Regions from separate parts of the Mus musculus genome. Here region 1 is linked to region 2. Evidence: chromatin loops called from intact Hi-C (ENCODE). Cell type or tissue: gastrocnemius. All regions are shown on one strand. Links, peaks and the distances in the headings refer to the core of each region. The heading gives the core; the rest is flanking DNA.

Evidence for each region. Peaks named below come from ENCODE experiments on the same cell type or tissue, not always from the same donor. Only the 100,000 strongest peaks of a DNase experiment are listed, where the experiment ranks them.
Region 1: it touches region 2 in a loop (2.5-fold over the local background); 2 of 42 quality-filtered maps call a loop at or near these places.

What each region holds. Positions count from the first base shown.
Region 1 is chr2:90,540,826-90,547,535 of GRCm38, forward strand. All of the region lies in intron 1 of Ptprj (protein tyrosine phosphatase, receptor type, J), which reads right to left. Among named protein-coding and RNA genes, the nearest start is that of Ptprj, 36 kb to the right of the region's middle. In gastrocnemius, for the core only: a CTCF peak has its summit at 3,258; DNase peaks (open chromatin) are centred at 2,712, 3,393 and 4,686; H3K27ac peaks cover 571 bases.
Region 2 is chr2:90,471,817-90,478,526 of GRCm38, forward strand. It overlaps Ptprj (protein tyrosine phosphatase, receptor type, J), which reads right to left. Exons shown (of 24, transcript NM_008982.6): 2 at 3,155-3,173. Among named protein-coding and RNA genes, the nearest start is that of Olfr1274, 75 kb to the left of the region's middle. In gastrocnemius, for the core only: a CTCF peak has its summit at 3,097 (motif pointing right); a DNase peak (open chromatin) is centred at 3,153; H3K4me3 peaks cover 418 bases; H3K27ac peaks cover 358 bases.

The sequences.
Region 1 (6,710 bases), core at 926-4,925, 68 kb after region 2:
AAAAAAAAAAAAAAAGTCCAGATTTCTAACTTTTCATGAATTAGATAATGGGCTCACTAGGTCCACGGGCTCAGGCTGGGCACTGGGAGAGGACAGTGAGGTAAGTAGACGTGAAGTCAGAAACAGAACCACACGTCAGTTCTGTTCCTCACTGAAAGAGAGACAGACACATCTCAGGGTTCACACCACTATCAAAAGCACAAAATGGAAGGATAAACCATAGGACTTTGTGTTTCAATCAAGGTGGGGCAACATAGAACTCAGGAAAGGAAGGTTTCCTTTGTGTCTGATCTACAAGTCCAGGCAGCTGTGAATGAAAAACCGTTAACACTGGATTCCCTTCTCTTCTACCTTCAGGGCCCCCTCCATATCCATTCACTACAGACAGCTACAGTCTTTACAAACTAAGTAAGTAAAATAAAAAATGTTATTCTCTGTACGGTCAAGGCCAGCCAAGGATACATAGTGAGACCCTGTCTCCAAAAAAGTTTTGTAAGGAAAAGGTTACAAACATGCCAGGTGCTTTCAATATGTAATCCTACTTCATTCACAGAATCTTAAGGCATCGGTCAGAGATGAAGAAACAAAGGTTGGAAGCTGGCTTGTCCAAGGTCATTGTCAATAAGACAGAAGCAGGCAACATGACGCTGGCTTTGGAGAGTGCTGGATCTACAAGGTGTTCTTTTCCTTTCCATGGAAGTCTGAGGTACCTCCCTCCTCTTAGCTCTAGCCTTCTCTGCGGTTACTCCTGACTCTCTATCTGAGTCCCCTCACAGCCATACTGACTCTCATTGAGTCTACTGGTCAACCAGGAAACCATACCTTTCTTTGCCTTATTCTTTTCACTGCTCTTAGGGGCCAGATGACCATTAGCATCTACTGAACAGTCTTCCTTGATCAACAGGAACAAAGCCACAGGCCTGCTGAGATGCTCAGGAAATAGAGGTGCTTGCTGCCCAGCCTGACAGCCTGAGTTGGAGTCCCCAACCCCATGTGGTATGAAAGCTTGCTCCTGTAAGTTGTCCTCTGGCCTCTACACCATAGTGCAAGCAAGCAAGCAAGCAAGCTTGTTCTATTTTGTGGGATTCAAGTCCACATTATCAACAATACAGACATTCTGGCCAGCCAAATCGGCATCAGAACCAAATGCACACATGTTGCTTGGTAGCCTTTCCTTTCATGGGAACAGTCTTGCCCTGGAATGTCACCATATCTCAACTCCTTCTGACTGTATTTCAAGGGGATTCTGAAGTTCACCCACATCTAACCATTGTCCTGAAATCTTGATCCAAAGGAGCCCTTAAACCACCCCATGCTAACTCCTGTGCTGGGTGGGTGCATACTTTGTATGCTACGGAATGGAGTCACATGAGTTTACAAGCCTACAGTAATGACAGCCTAGCCCTTAGTCATATATTGTCATAGCCCCAAAGGATCCAAGCAACCGCTTAAGCCAATTGAGGAAATAAATCCTAAGCTGAGAGTCTCATTAAAAGTCACCTGGCTGAAAGAGGTGGAGCTAGTGCTGAAATCCAATTCTCTAGGCTCCTAAACCACACTTCTTATGATGACACACTGCTTCTTCTCACTGTCTTTGGGGGTGTACAAGCCTAGGCCATCCCTGCATGCTTACAACCTTAAAGGACATACGGACACCATCATGGTGAGTATGCCATAGCAAAAGGCAAGCATGTAGAAAGCCATCCTAGCTGAGTCTTAGAGGTTTCCTTGGTTCTGTCCCTTCATTCGGCTCCTTACAGGGTCAAGTATAGAACCAATATCTTAGCTTTCAATCCCTTACGAGACACGAAGCCACACTGTGAGCCATGCAGTAGGAGGAGACAGACAGTGTTGCCATAGTCTGAAGCAAAGTTAGATCTGCTCTACCTACCTGCTCACACTTCTGCTCCAGCCACCACCCTAGCCCTCAATTCTCGGCAGACCTTCCACAGCTTCCTCTTGAGTCAGTTCTCTATTACCCAACATCAAGCATCTAACTAAAAAAAAAAAAACTTCATTGACAGTTACCAAGCCCTGAGGGGCCATGGTAATGAGTCAGATGTGAACCTTCCACAATGACCTCATCATCTAGAAGACCTCAGGCCTCTGAAGAGCCATGATGTATGATGCAAGTGCTACGCTAGAGACACAGGCAAGTGTCATGGAGGCTGAGAGAGAGTCATGACTGATTACAGATTTACAGAATGAGGAGGGCAGCCCAGTTCTGGGAAAGTGTGTCTATGTGTTGAGCCTTTTGAAGGCAGAGTTGGGCGGGGAGGATTTCCATAATCTGGAGGGGGGTGTATTCCAGGAAGATGGGACAGCATGAGTAAAATCGGGGAAGGGAGAGCCCACGGGCATGACTCGGAACACCCACTGGTCTACGGCAGCCTGTAGCCTGCCTGGGGTATCTGGAAGGATTGAGAAAGAAAACACCAGAGTAGGAGGTAAAGGCCACACAGTGAACCCAAAGTATTGCTTATATTCTGTCCCTCCTACGCAGCACTGAAGTCCCAAGAATGTGAGGCAGGGAAATTCAAACTTGTAACAGGAATGAGGGGGCAGCATTAGAGACCTGGAGGAGGGATGTGAAACTTAGAAGGCTTTCTTGTAGGCAAAGAACTTGGTCCTCATCATCCTTGCCCCTCCCTGCAGTGCCAACTCTGCCTGCTCTGCACATCATGTCCATCTCCACAGTGACGCTGGCATCTGACCATCTGGATGATGGAATAACATCCATCTAATTTGGCCCTGTGAGGGAAGGAGGGAGGGAGGGAGGGTGTGTGTGTGTGTGTGTGTGTGTGTGTGTGTGTGTGTGTGTGTGTGTGTGTGTTTACTCATTGGTTCATTCCTAGGTGACTTGTAGCCCTTACAAGCCCCCAGCCCCTGTTCAGGGGCCAGCAGACGCATTGTTGAATTGACCATCTGTTTTTGAAACAACAGACATCACATTGGAAACATGGATCTTCTGCGGCTACACTTTTACAAGACAACAAAGAAGCTAACTGGCAAATGTTCCCTTTAAGCAGAGTTCACAACCCATGTCCATTCCCTTCAAGACTGAGAACCAATGTCCACTAGTCACTTGGCATCTTTCAAAGGGTATCTACCACACCCCAAAAGATTTGCAAACTCCTGTCATATGTAGCTTAGTAGAGTTGATCCTTCCAGATCTTGGTGTTTGCCCCTCACTCAAACCCTACACCCTATCTATAAGATCAAGCAGTGACAGCCCAGCACCTCACTTCTTCCACTATACCTTCAGGCCCAGCCAGATGGCACCACTAAGGGAAATCAGAAGGCACCTCCAGGGGACTGGGCAGCAAGCCTAGGAGAAACCTAATACCTTCTAGTGCCACAGGACTCTTTACACTTGGACTCCTCCTGTTACCTACTGTGTGTCAGACCTTCCTAGCAGGGCTCAAAAAACAACTGAATGAGACAGTTCTGCCAGCCCTGGGAAAACTGCAGGTATCCCTGGTTTCGATGCCACATGGATATAGGAAATGACAGCACAGTTCACGCGTAAAGCTTGCAATCCACACACACTATACAACCAAATGTTCAGCCGTCTCCAGCTAGCAATCCAGGCAGCAGGCACAGTGTCCCAGAACCAGGTAAAAGGGCCGCATGCTTACCCTTATTAGCATCAGCCATTTGTGATGATTCGAGAATTGACTCCACGGCTCTGATGGTTATTTAAAGAAAGAGTTGAACAAGGTAGAAAAGAAATATAACTGTGCTTCATCTTCAGCGAGCAAGCAATCTCACTGGAGAAAGAAACATCAAACCCTAGACACAGAGTAATTGAAGGTGTGGGAGGAATGTGAACAAGGGCAGGGTGGGATGGGAGGCCTGCTGGAGGAACTGCTGGACCTGGGTTTTGAAAGAGGGCTTTAGGGTTAGCAGGGAGGTGATGTAGGATGTAAAGAGCTTGACACACAAACCTGAGTCCAGATCCCACATTTAAAAGGGGGGCGGGGGGTACACAGCACACACGTCTGAAACCCTTGCACTCCTTTCGGAAAGACAGAGAAGCAGACATATCCCCCAAACTCTCAAGACAGTTAGCTGTGTTAAGCAAGAGAGAAGGCAAGGATAAACACCTGAGGTTCTGCACAAAGGCACCACAGTATGCATGTCCCTGCACTTACATACGTGAACACACATGAGGGATGGGGGTGGGGGACCTCTTTGGGGCACATGAAGTGACCCAGAAGAGTACAAATAATCAAAATTCTTGTTATAACCAAAAAATGTATAGCATCATAACAATTTTTTTTTAATTTTAAGAAACATCAAATTTCACTTTATTGCTCTTATTTATGTTATGGACAGCAAAGGTACAAATACCAAAGCAGGTGGCAGTCAGAGGCCAACTTTGAGGGATCAGATCTCCCCTTCCACCACGTAGGTCCTAGGGATCAAACTCAAGTTGTCAGGCTTGGTGGCAAGAGCCTTCACCCACTAAGCCAACTCAGCCAAACTCCACTTTAATAAGAGCAAAGTTCTAAAACCCAGGGAACAGTCTGACTCAAAGCCACACATTTAGCCTGTGAATGGTTTTCCACTTGGCAAGTCAGTTCCTCATCGCTGTGTGATAATGCCAGTGAGTGAATGGGCAATCAGATCGGGGAAATTCCTAGTGATCATCAGAATGGAAAGGAAAGAAAAGGCAAGGAGGAAGCAAGAGGAGCTGTTGGCAAGGCCTCCTAAGTTCTGGCTCAGGCAAGCACTGCTCAGATCAAATGAGGAGAATGCCTGTAGACCGTGTTTCCACATTCGGTTTTCTTTCTGTGATTCACCGCTTGCTCTCTCCCCCCAAACTCTGGTTTCCTTATCCAAATATCTCCTGTAATATGAGATATTTGCATCTCCCTAATAAGAAAATCACTTCCTAACCTTTTGGACAAATTGCTAAAAGCAGCCACCACATTCTTGCATACTCTATTTAGCTGTAAGCCATACTATGTAATCTTGAGTCTTCAGATTCCTCTCCCAAAAAATGCCTACCCAACCCATCCCTGCCAGTCTCCCCCCGACTCACCCGCAGACCTGTACCTTCTGCACAAAGGATCCTTGGGTCGTTTCACTCAGCTACTTCCGCACTCATAACATACACACACACACACACACACACACACACACACTCACACTCACACACAGGATCATTTTTTCTCTCCAGCCAAAATCCATTACATGAAATAAACCTTGTAATTAGAGCAGGCACAGAGTCTAGAAGTTTCTATCATGTGCTCCTGATGCTGCCTCCCCTCTTTCCCTTTACTGCGGAGTCTAAGGAAGTACTGCTTAAGTCGAATTTCTTAGTTTTACAGGTGTGAAATCAAAACCTAAGAGAGGAAAGGGCCTGGCCAGACACGCAGCTTAGACAGCAGGCAAAGCCAGATTCCAGATTCAACAGACCAATGATATTCTCACTGACCCACACTGCATCTTAATCATCTTATGTAACCAACACATAGAAAGCTTACCATGTGCCCCGAACTCCTCTGACATGTTTAATTCTCACAACAACCTGATGGCAGACATTCTATCCTCCCCAGTTTACACTGTAGGCACTAAGACACAGAAAGGTTAGTCACTCATCCACTGTCAACAGGGCCAGAAGATCGGGTATGTGAACTCAGGCAGCCTGGCTCTTGTGGCCAGGGTTCTCAAGTCATCTCACAGAAGCACTTGTGGACTAGAGTCCTAGACTGTTGATAAATGCAACATATGTAAAGATTTCACCTGAAAAACCAAAGTCTTATAAAAATGAAGACAAAACCAAATGATAACACTAGAAACTGCTATGGAAGACCAGGAGTGCCAGGCTTACAGGAAAGCTCCAGTGTACACATCTTCTGCAAGTGGTGGCTGCCTGCAGTGTGCTGTGCACATTCATTTAAACAGTGGTCTTCATTTTATGATTTATTCTTGATACAGCTGTCCTTCAGACAGACCCATTTTTAGCTTCATCCCTACATGTGATGCCCCCATGAAAGCTTCTAGAAAGGGACTAGGCACAAAGCCTAACCATTTATTAACAGTTCTGTGCTGTGGCCAGCATCCCCTCCCATCACAGAACAATAGTGTGTTCATTCATTCATTCATTCAAAAAAAAAAAAAAGCCAGCCTGCTCCATTGGGAATCATTCTGCACCCAACCCTGGTCAGATCATCTAAGGTGAGTTAGCCAAATCCCCTGGCTTGTCATTGTTTGATTCACTTGTCCCCGTGCTGCTGAGCTCAAACACCTCCGCACCAATGAGAGGCAGAAAAAGAGTCTGGTGCTAAGATATAGCCCAGTGTTGTTTCTAGAAGCACCAGGCTAGAAGCTAGCAATGTGGGAAATACCTGCAGTGTGGTTTTCAGATGATTTTGAAACCAGTGTCTGCTCGGCTGCTCCCACCTCCAGCAATGAACCATGACCAGCCGCAACGTGGGCCCTTGCTCTGCAGCCAACAGCACCAAGTTCAGGTTTTTAAAAAAAACATCCAGATGTGAGCGTCACAGAAGCAGGCATAGCCCTAAGCTCAAGGAACTCTAAATGACTTACTATGGAAACAGGCCATGGCAACAGGTGAGTGACATCCCCGTAAGAATAAGAGACAAAAAGCATTCCCATTGGCCAGGTCAATACTCTCTATCACTGCCACCAAATCTATGGCATAGCATGCTGAAAACTAAGGAACTGACTCATATCTGTCC
Region 2 (6,710 bases), core at 1,530-5,529:
CTGAATATCCCTGTACAAGGCCAAGAATGCAAGACTCCAAACCAATGGAAGCCATGTGGTTATTCACTGTAATACCAGCAAGAGAGTGGAACTTGGTTAAGTTCAAGATTGAAGAGCAATGCCCCAGGAACAGTAAAATACAAGGTGAGCCCTTATTCTCGAAGTGCGAGAGAAACCACTGCTGACAGTCTTCTCAGCACGAACTGGATGGTGTGCCTCACCTGGCTTGAAGGAGGTGCGAGTTCATCCAGTTCATAGGAAGGGGAGGAAGGGGAAAGCAAGGAGAAATTGGACACTTTATGATCTGTGAGCCTCCTCAGGCGTGAGCTTCTTCTATAAGTCAACAGGCTCACACAGCACTGGGTGCCACCATTTACAATCAGCCACAACGGTGGTGAGGAGAAAGTGGTAAGAGCTACATCCGAGGAGGCAGTCAGACGAGCAGCACCCTGGAGGGCAATGTCCCAGCTGTGGTACAGGTGCTAAGTGTGCACGTGCCTCGCCTGCAGGAGGACGGCCATGGCATCCCAATAGCAAGAAGAGCTGCTTGGATTTTATTCATAGAGGGGATCTGAGCAGCATGGGGAAACAGACTGCTAGATTTCGACAGTCACAGTACCAAGGATTCTGTCCATCTTTCTATCAACGCAGCATACCACATACACTCGGGTGCGTGTGCTGACCCATGTTTAAATCCCTGGGGTGAGTCTCACTTGACCCACCGAAGAGTCTTCGGGGTGCTGTTGAATCGGGTCCCCGACCTTTCAAGGAGGAACTAACAAAGTCGTTTATTAACATAAACCTCCCTCTTGGAACAGCTTTTTGCCACGTTCTGTATGTTTTGAAATATGTTTTTTCTCAAATGTTTTAATTTCCTTTTCTTTTTTTCTTGCATTATTGATCTGTGAGCCTGTTATATAAGAGCATGTTGCTAGTTTCCAAATGTGTGTAGTTTCCAGAGTTCGCAATAGCTGATTTCTAGGTTTTACTTGACTGTGAGAGATGCTTGCAGTGGCTCCCTGAATTCTTAAACTCGTGAGATGTCCTGTGTATCCTAAAATAGGTCTATTCCAGACAGTGCTCCATCTCCAGTGGAGAAGAATGTGCATTTCCAGCTCCTGGGGAAAATACGTGGATGTGTCTCATAGGTCTCTTTGGTACAGAATGGAACTGGAACTCAGTCAGCACTGTGGGTAGCTGAATCTGGGGTTCACAATTCAGGACACACCCTTCTGAATGTAAAGTAAACACCTTCTCAATTTCCCACCCTACTGCCTGTCACGGGGGTAACTCTATAGCTTTAATCCAGACATCGATTCTGGAGTCTGCACCTAAATCCCACTCCCTGTAAGTTATAGACTAAATGATGTCATCCCCCAAACCCATACATTAAAGTACTCCATATACCAGTACTTCCAAATGTGTGCACACTTGCAAGATAGGGTGTCAAGGGGTTAAGTCCAAATGAGGTCATGAGAGTGGGGGGTCTCTCCCCATAAAGCTGCCATTCATATAAGAAGAGCAGATTAGTATGTAGGCAGGGGCTGGAGGCAGCACCATGATGACACAGCTCTCAGGGCTGAGAGAAAGAACCTCCTGAAGTGTGGGGAGACAGAATGTGGCGTGATCCTGAGGGTCACCCAGCAGACTAACGCAGAGCCCCTCCCGTGGCTCTGGAGTCCTTAGTTCCCAGGGAAAGCCTTCTAGGGTAGCTCTGGAGTTTTGTTCCCTGCCATGAGCATTCAATAACACTCCACCCTCTGAGCTAGACTGCACTAGAGCAGTGAAATTCTGCAGAGCTCCAGCTATTCTCCAACTTATCTACCAGGCTGGCTCACGGGAGAGACAGTGCCTGCCTGTGTGGGCACCCCACTGTCTGTGAAAGTTCTGCATAATTACTGCTATTAACAAAGATTTGCCTTATTAGAGGGGTTCAGCAAGCTCTGCCCTCCTTGGGGAGACCAAGCCAATCATTTTATCTCAATGAGTCCTAGGCTTTGGGTTGTTTTTTGGTTGGTTGGTTTGGTTCGGTTTGGCTTTGCTGGAAAAGAAAAAAAAAGTCCTGAATTTTAGGGGCAAAAAATGCTACCATTTTTTTCCCAAAAATATACCTTTTTTTAAAGTAGTAACTACTATTATCCTCCTACAGAAACAGTAAGGTCTTGATCCCAGAACAGTGCTTTCAGCTGGATGTATTTAGCTATATAAACCATCGTCACCATAATATTAGGCAGGCATCTGTATTTATCTTGTCTTCCTACAGACCAGGAAAAGTACCCAGCTCCAACTGGGACTCAGGCCTCCACACAGCACTGGAGGGCCAAGAGGAAAGGAACTTTGTATAACTTACCTTTCAAAGGATGCCAGAACTTCATATGTATCGGGCAAGTACGCAACCATGAGCTATAGACTCACTCCCAGGCTGACACGCAAAATCAAAAAATATAGGAGGCTATCTCTGCTTTCCAAGAATTTCTATAATCCCACAACACCATATTGTAAGTGTAGTAAAACAGCAACATAAGAAAGTGCTTGCAAAATAATACATATCACATAAAATAGAAATATTCAGTATTACAGTTTCAGTATATTTATCTCACACATGGGTGTGGGCTGGTGAAAGAAAATCACAAGAAATCCAATGATTTTATGAGCTGGTGGTTTAACTATGTCCCCCAGGAAGCCCCCAAACTCCCTAGCTCAAAAGAATCTGCTGACGTAGACTCCCGAGGAACTGGGAATACAGTGCTATATCACCGTCATTCAGTTGAGAAAACAAAGAATTTTTATAGTTGTGGTTAAACAACTAACTGAATGCTCCTTTCACTTACAGTTTCTATCTTCATTGTATTTTGGGGGGGTTGTTATGTTTCTATATGCATTGATGTTCTGCCTGCATGTCTGTGCAAGGATGCCAGACCCTCTGGAACTTGAGTTACAGACAGTTGTGAGCCACCGCTGGGAATCGAACTCAGGTCCCCTGGAAGAGAGGCTAGTGCTCTTAACCACTGAGCCATCTCTCCAACCCCATAAGTGGATTCTTGTTATCTTTTTTTCCTGTGATTTTTTCCCCCCATGTTAGCCATTAATGCAACTGTGTCCACTAGGGGGCAGTAGCAAACAACACAAGAATGGAAAGGAGCAAGGTACTCACCCGCACCTGCGCACAGGACCTGTAACGGAAAAGAAAAGGGAAGTCAGCAGATCCATTCAACCGTGAAAATGCAAATCAGAAGCAGAGCAGTTGGGGGTGGGTATCGAGTGCACGGGAGGCAGACGGCCATGGAGAGGGCGTCCTGGGGCTGTAAATACAGGGAAAGAGCAAGTCAACTATACAAAAGATTAACTGGGTTCACTGAGGCCATGGGGCTGCTGACTACATAAACCCAGTGTTTTTCACAGCTCCGCAAGCCAGTGCTCCCTCCTGCCCCTGGGAGGTGAACTGCCTTACAGAGAATACAAAAGGAAATGCAGGCCACAAGCTCTTCCCTTTAGCCATGTCCAGGGCCAGCCTACTGTTAAAGCCATGGCTGAAGTGCAGTCAATAGGTTTGTAATCTCTCACTATACAATAGTAACCTTCTTTAGTCTATCAGTAGAGGGCAATCAGTTTCTAATTATCTGGTATATAGCTTTGGGAAGGAGCAGAATGTGAGGCCTTACAGATTTAGTTGGCAATGTTAGTCTTTCGTTTGGGAGCCAGGGAGTCCCTTCGGCGGTTCTCACTATCATCCATACCATACATTATTTCCCCAAAGCCTAATGTAATTCAAGGTCGCAAATCCCATTGTCTCTTAAATACATGCTTTTGGTAATTGGAATTTCCAAAGTATGGTGACTGAGAAAAAGAAAATAACCAAAAGAAGGGAAAATGCCCCACAATTCCCTACTGCCCTCAGATTAAAAATCCACCCTTAAGTACCCAGCAGGCTCCTCTAGTCTTGGTGACACTCGTATTCTTGAAGCTGATTTCCCCTTAGGACATTTAAACATATATTCCCTCTTGCAAAATCAGTGCCCCAAAACTTATTTTCTAGGGCCTGCCCAAAAAGGCCACCCCTTCAGAAGTCTCTTCTATAACCAGCCAGGAAAACTAAACCACCCTCACTCCTTCACCACTGTTTCCTCCACAGGAGCAGAAACACTGTGCATACAGTAGGTGCTCAATAAGTGTCACAGAAAAGAACCAATTAGCTGAGATGGAACGGAATCCCCAAGGTCCCCCAAAACTTTCTACCATCTCCTCTCTCAAGCTTAACCTTTCTTAGCTCATCTGAGCCAGGCAATATGTCAACAACACAGTCTAGGATGGACCCAAGGGGAGGGGGAGAACACAAGAGGCCATGCCAGCACAAGGAAGCAAGTGTATTTTGCCCAGTTCAACTACAAAACCATCACTCTTTAGGATGGTGGCTTCTGGCACCTGCCCATAGTACCCGCCTTGGTATCAATACAGCGTTGCCCCTCCTGGAATCCATTCATCTAAGGACCACCTGAAACCATCCTGCCCTCTAGCTGTTTGCCAAAAATGAGGAAAAGAGACAAGTCTAAAAGTAACTCCAGTCAGAGAGCACTATCATAAATATCCCAGTAGGACGCACCCGCAAAGGCCAAGCACGCGTCTAAAGCGCCAATGCCGCAGCTAGCAGCCTCTTTCGTCATCCCAAGAAAGAGGACAGCAGCAGCCACGCCCTCAGAGTCAGGTAAACAGTACTGCCTGCAAAAGCAGAGTATCATCTGTTGGAGTTAAAAAGGAATCACAGCTCGGAGTCCCTGTGCTCAGCATGTTGACGTCAATTCATTCAGAGCACTGACTACCAGGCTCTGTTTAAAATGCTCCCAGACACAAACTCAGTCTTTCAAACGACTCATTAATAAAGAGGTGAATGGCAGGCCTGGATTTGAACCGTGGTACTCAGACTGCAGAGTCCCTGTGTATAACTACCAGCTCTGCCACCTTCTAAGTGGAGAAAATTACTAGTGATTAGTGAAGACTTAAAAGTTAATTATAAAAAATATATCAGCATGTTCCTTTCCCATTAATGATGATGATGATTTTTAAAAACATGGTAAGGGTTCCCCGTGCTCTGAGGCAGACTGGATAGACAAGGCAGGCTGGGTCTCTTTGGAGCTCATGGTGAAGCAATGGCCACTTCAAAGCACATGGTTATCTATCACCTCCTTGCCAACTTCCCTCTCCACCTCTGCGCTCTCGTCCTTGAGTCCTTGGACCTGACTTCCAAATAATGTCAGCCCTTTCCTTGGAAGCCACGGGAACTAAGACTTGGCCTAGCAAAATGGTATCAAGAGTCTGCAAAAGATAGTACAATGAGGTACACGGGGGGGGGGGGGGGGGGGGGGGGGGGATACCATGCTGCTATGGTGGATTTCATGGGGTCTGCCCGTGATGCCTGCAGCTTCACAACATGTTGAAGAGCACCAGGAAGAGGATGAGCAGAACTTGAACCTTGAGCTAAGTCAACCAATACCTCCAGACTCCTTGCCAGGAGAGAGCAACCCTGCTGACCACGCAGCTATCTGCTTTTGCACCTGTTAACGATAACAACTTATGCTAGTTCACAGGACAACGAGGGGTGACTTTCTCTTAACCTGAATCTGCACAGCAGCAATCCTGAAAGGCCAAGGACTCCTCTCCTGGGATCAGCCCAGGTGAACAGAAGGCACAGCCAGGACCTCAGCGTCTTTCACAAACCAGATAAAAAGATGGCTGTAAACAGCACCTGCAAGATACCTGGCTAGAAGGGCACTTCACACATACTTTTAAAAATGACATCAACAGAAAGTCCACCCTTCCAAACAGAAGGATGCGGTAAGCCTGATGCGGGATGACAGGAGACAGGTTCCCAGGCCCAAGAAGAGTACCCCAAGGTTACCGGCAGGAAAGGGAGTCTGGGGACAACTTCCCTGCTGACAGCTGGACATGGTGAGGAGCACAGCTCCTGCTGCTCCCGGAGGAGGAGCTGAGACTTCCCTCCCCCTGGAATCAGTCTCCGTGGCACAGGGAAAACAGTAAGCATTCCTCAGGATTCCTTCCGGGAGTCCAGGAGTCCTCAGCGTGCCCATGCCCAGATGGCTGTGGTGGCAACAAAAATGAGCATCTCCATCCACAGATAAGGTCTGTGCTGCTCGGGTTACACAGCCCAAGATCAGAGACTAGCTGTGTCCAGAGGAGAAAGCCCAGAGAGAGATGCTGCAGACCCGAGACAGGACCAGCGCTTTCCACTCCCCACTTCCCTCTGGGCATAATGAGGTATGCAGAGACAAGCTTGAGGTCTGACCCTTCTCTGAGTCCCCCCACCCCCAGCCTTTCCCTTGTAACCTAGCAGAGCTGTGATACAGAGGACTAGGGAGTTTGACCTGGGGCTTAGGGCTCGAGGGGAACCAGACATCTCGGCCTTTGCACCAGGGAGCTGTTGAAGGCGTTGCAGAAGTGCGATTCACATAGCCAAAAGGGAAAAATGTACCCAATAGCTATACATACCCAATAGCTCTACAAGAGGAAAATCACTAGATCAAAAAGAGGAACGGGGCACTGACTCCTGATACGTGAAAGAATCTCAAAAAGATGGCACTCCGGGAAAGAGGCCGGACACGTGACTGTTCATGTATATAAAATATCCAGAACAGAGACTCCACAGAAGTGAAACATAGGCCGGGGGCCACAGGGGCTGGGGAGAGACAAGGCCTGGT